Regions from separate parts of the Mus musculus genome. Here region 2 is linked to region 1. A link is a loop called in an ENCODE intact Hi-C map of the cell type or tissue named here. Cell type or tissue: gastrocnemius. All regions are shown on one strand.

The links. Hi-C counts contacts between places; a loop is a spot of excess contacts. Peaks named below come from ENCODE experiments on the same cell type or tissue, not always from the same donor. Only the 100,000 strongest peaks of a DNase experiment are listed, where the experiment ranks them.
Region 2: a loop joins it to region 1, with 3.0 times the contacts of the local background. A loop is called at or near these places in 7 of 42 quality-filtered maps.

The regions. Positions count from the first base shown.
Region 1 is chr15:66,629,585-66,632,084 of GRCm38, forward strand. It overlaps Phf20l1 (PHD finger protein 20-like 1), which reads left to right. Exons shown (of 21, transcript NM_001081409.1): 16 at 216-397; 17 at 1,283-1,382. Among named protein-coding and RNA genes, the nearest start is that of Tg, 40 kb to the right of the region's middle. In gastrocnemius, no CTCF peak of the experiment used is centred here; a DNase peak (open chromatin) is centred at 1,377.
Region 2 is chr15:66,581,219-66,583,718 of GRCm38, forward strand. The region is part of intron 2 of Phf20l1 (PHD finger protein 20-like 1); the gene reads left to right. Among named protein-coding and RNA genes, the nearest start is that of Phf20l1, 4.9 kb to the left of the region's middle. In gastrocnemius, no CTCF peak of the experiment used is centred here; no DNase peak of the experiment used is centred here.

The DNA.
Region 1 (2,500 bases):
AAAAACGATGGCTACTCAGTATTACTTTCATCAGTGTATGGAAACTACAAAACATTTAAATGTTTTTGTTTGTTTGTTTTTTGTTCTGTTTTTGTTCTAGAGGCAGGTACTCAGTTTGCATGGGTTTGCTCTGCTGAAATGCTTATACTCCCTTCCAATAGCTGCTTTGTGATACAGGACATAATCGAAATGGTGTGCACTTTTATGTGTTCCAGATTTGTCAGATGTGGAATTCCTGGATGACTCTTCCACAGAGAGCCTGCTTCTGAGTGGGGATGAGTACAACCAAGACTTTGATTCAACTAATTTTGAGGAGTCTCAGGATGAAGACGATGCTCTTAATGAGATTGTACGCTGTATCTGTGAACTGGATGAGGAGAATGGCTTCATGATCCAGGTACTTAACCAACCTCTGCCCTGCAGTTCTGGATCACTGTGGGTGTTAGCAGATGGGCCAGAGAGCTTTTCTTTTTCATTAGCCATCCCTCAAAAGGTAGTGTCTAACACATTGCCCTGCTTTCCATTCTAGCAGTACTGGCTAGGAAATCTCTGCGTTGAGTCAAGTAGACACTTGGCTTGTGAATATCACTGGTCAGTTTAGGTTATCTGTTAACAGATTGAGGCCTTCGTGTTGAAATGTTCAAAGGCCCTGAAGGTGGGTCTTCCTCCACAGTGTAGAGTTGGCTACAGCATGTTTTTTTACTGACAGTTAATAATTCAGCAATATATATTTACCCTTTGGGGCGTGGAATTCGAACCCAAATTTCCAGAATTCTCAAAGAAGAAAGAGAACTTTGTTACAAGGGTTAGCAACCTCTGCTTATAAGTGTCTCTAAGAAATCAAGGAAGCATAGCCCACAGTTGTGTCAATATGTAGAAAAATTAGGAGATATTGATTACAAGATTTAAAAAGTAACCACCTATTTCTCTTTGTCAGTGGTGTTCTCAAATAAAGGTGCTATGGATTTAGAGCTTTACCACATGACTATTTAAGTGTCCTTGCATTGACATTCTACAGATTTGTTTCAGTGTTTTTATAATTTATTAAAGCATATTTTAATAGATCTGATATAAAGAAGTTCTTGAAATAGTTGAACATTTCAGTGATGAAATTCATCTTAAACATGACTTTTTCTTGTGGCACATAGAACTTGAATTAGCAGGACAGGATGGCAGGCCAGCTAGTTAAAAAGTGACAATGTGAGTCCTTGCCTTGCCTGTCCTGGTCTGGTCTGTGGGTGCCGATTCTGCCAGCACTATGGGTCTCTTCTGTTTTCTGCAGTGTGAAGAGTGCCTATGCTGGCAGCACAGTGTGTGCATGGGGCTCCTGGAGGACAGCATTCCGGAGCAGTACATCTGCTACATCTGTCGGGACCCTCCGGGTGAGGCCCTCCGCCCCGTGTGGGTTGTGTGACGCGGACTCCAGAGTATGGCCACTGTGTAGAGCACCTGCACTTCTTGGTTAGCTAGACTCCTCTGCCATAACGTGGGTTGAAGAGACTTTTTGCCTGTTACAGCATGACTTTCATAGTAATCACCTGCACAAGCACATTGATGTAGATATATTTACTTCCTGACTACCTTACCGAAAGGGAGTTCATGACTTTCTCCTGAAGCTAGCTTTTGCCTACTCTGGGTATTGATTTCTAGCTAGGATTATTTATGCTGAACCAATATTCATTGCCTGCTAACCATCTGATTAGTTTTGAAAAGTTTACCCAATTTATTGCAGAGTAAAGAGGATTCCACAGCCTTACTTATATCTTTTCTTTCCCTGATGAAGCACTTAGATGTGGGAAGTCATATATTTGTGCCTGAAGAGGTACCACTGAGTGTATACTGAGATGAAAGACTGAGCTATTTTGACTCCCAAACCATTGTACTTGCTTTGTCATGCCTATTTCTATGCTAAGTAACACATTCTGCATGTAGAATATATTTTCAGCTATCAACGCAGAGAATAACTAGGCAGATGAACTGGTCTCATGCTCACTGAAAGAATAAAGGAAAAATTTTTAAGAAGCAAGAAAGGGGGCTGGTAAGATCAATTAGCAGTTAAGAACACTGACTACTCTTCCAGAAATCCTGAGTTCAATTCCCAGCAACCACATGGTAGCTCTGTAAAGAGACCTGATGCCATCTTCTGGCATCTAGGTGTGCATGCAAACAGAGCACTCAGACATTTAAAGATAAATAAATTTTAAAAAAATTAATTAATTAATCAGTTAATTAAAGCAAGAGAGGGATAAGGAAATGGACCAGTGTTTTGATCTCTATATTCATGTAAAGAGCTGGGCATGCCTATAATCCCAGTAGTGTGGAAGTAGAGACATAAGGTCTCCCTGGGCTTTGCTGGCCCACCAATCTAGTCACATCAGTGTGACTTCCAGATTCCATGAAAGGTCCTGTCTCAAAAGCTGAAGTAGTAAGTGGTAAAGAACCATAACCTCTGGCTCATATATGCAAAGAACCAAGAGAATTATTCAGAGCTATGTGAATA
Region 2 (2,500 bases), 48 kb before region 1:
TAGCCTTAGACCTTAGTAAGTCTATATCACTAGCTTAATGGCCTCACTTTTGGGTTCTTCTGTACTCACAGAGGTTGAGTACCACAGTTATTTTGCCTCTTTTCCCTAGCTACTCAGTGGGTAGTTCTTTTAAGGAGCCCGTTTCTTACCAGGTGGATAGTGTTTTCTTACCAGGTGGACAGTATATACACACACACACACACACACACACACACACACACACATATATATATATATATATATATAGAGAGAGAGAGAGAGAGAGAGTGTTTTTTTTTTACCAGGTGGACAATATATATATATATATGTATATATATATATATATATATATATATATATATATATAGTGTTTTCTTGAACTTGGGATGCACCTGAAAGATAGGCTTCATCATAGCAAGAGAGATTTAAAAAACAGTGTCTAGATTTTACCAAATGTCAGCAAGGATGTTTTGGTGACAGTGATATACTCCCAACTGCAAAATAATGGATTTACACTGTGCAGCAAGAGATGCCACTTTGTTCAGGACTTAGCTTTCTTGGTTGTGGTTAGCCAAGATTGTTTTACTGTGAAAATATACAATTAAATTTTTGTGAGATATGACTATAAAGAACCTTTTTTTGTGTGAATCTTTACTGTTTTCTTAAAGTTACTGCTTTTGTGAATACCAAGTTATTTCATATTCATATATTCTCATAGGCTTCTCAGCCAACAAAGTGCCAATGAGCTAGTGTTAAGCTTTAAAGAAGCACATAGTTTATTAGTTCATGCTATAGTTTTTGGGGACACTAATGTAGCTTTAAGTTTTTTCAAAACCTATTTTTAAATGCTTTAACCTCCCTTAGAGCCTGTCACCCACTAGGTTAAAAAAAAAAGATAAAGGGAAAGTGTACCAGTGTAGAAAGATTCTTTGGAATAGCTCCTGTTCTAACTGACTTTCCAAAGAACCCTTAAGTTTGCACTTCATACTAATGCAATTTTGACCTCGATGTATAAGGGGTTTACTTTTGGTGGTGAACTGTCCTCTAATTCCGTGGCTGTTATATTTTGATTCAGTAACTAAATTCAAAAAATATTTTTATAGAAATACTTGTTCAGACCTTATTTGAGAATATTTTAGTGTCTTATACAGAGTATAATTGCTGAAAGCAAGTCAGAGTTGTAGCTTTTCAACAAGAGAGTCACGCTAACTAGGTTTTAAGGTCTACATGTATTTCTAATAAGTCCAGTGATGATGGCCCTATTGAGATATATTGGCCAGTAGACCATGTTTACTTATTTGTTCTCAAGACATGTACACTGAACCATATCCTGTGGAATTATGGTGTCACATATGGGTAGGTACCGTTCCTTTTAAAAAGAAGTATTAGAGAGGTTCAGAGATGGATCAGTTTAACCACTTAAGCGGGCTTAAGTTAACCAGTTAACCTTAAGTTCAAGCAGTTAAGGGAGCTTGCTGCTTTCCCATAGGGTCTAAGTTTACTTTCCAGTACCCATGTAGAAAGGCTCACAACTGCCTCTAATTCCAGCTCCAGGGTATATGATGCTTTCTTCTGGCTTTTGAGAGTACTCTTACTCACATGCACATACATATATACATATACAATTTTAAAAATATTTTTAAGATATGTTTATTTTTCTTGTTTTATGTGTAAGTCTCTTACCTGCTTGGTACCTTGAGGGACTCATAAGAGGGCCTTAGAGATGGCTGTGAACCACTCATGTTGTAGGTGCTGGGAAATGACCAGGTCCTTAGAGCAGCCAGTGCTCTTAATCAGTGAGCCATTTCTCTAGCCCATTCCCCCACTTCATATACATGAATTAAAGAGGGGAGTTGAGGGGGGCGGGCAAACAAGCCAAGCATAGTAGCACACTCCCAGCAACTTAGAGGGCTGAAGTAGGCATACAGCAAGTTCAAGGTCAGCATGGCAACTTAGTGTGACTTCTTCAGAATAATGTATCCAGGTTTGGGGAATTTAGCTTTGTGGTGGAACACTTGTCTAGCATGTATAAAGCCTTGAGTTCAGTCTCCTATACCAGCCACTCAAGCAGAAAACAGCATCAAAAGCACAAAGTAGATAACAGTGGAACACTCAAAATGCCAGTTAATTTCATCTGTATATACAAGATTTTTTTTTATGTATAAGAAAGGAAAATATATTACTGTTTTAGTAATAAAAAGACATGCTAAATTTAGTGGGATGAAATAAACTAAGGGTAAGTTCCTCCTTTTAGGTTTAGGAAGATAAAGTTTACTAGGAGACTTAGATCTGTTTCTTAGGAAGAGTACCATCAGTACAGAGCAGCCAGTACTGCATATTAGATAGCTTCTCTTTGGGAATTCATATATGCAACATAGAGACTGTTGCTTCCTGTTTTCAAAGTAAGCATGCAGCTACCTATAAAAGTCACTGATGGCTTGATTGATCTGTCTGCACTACTGAATGCAGGCCCTGAGAAGTCATTCTGCTGTCTGACATTTTTACTTTGTATCTGCTTTTG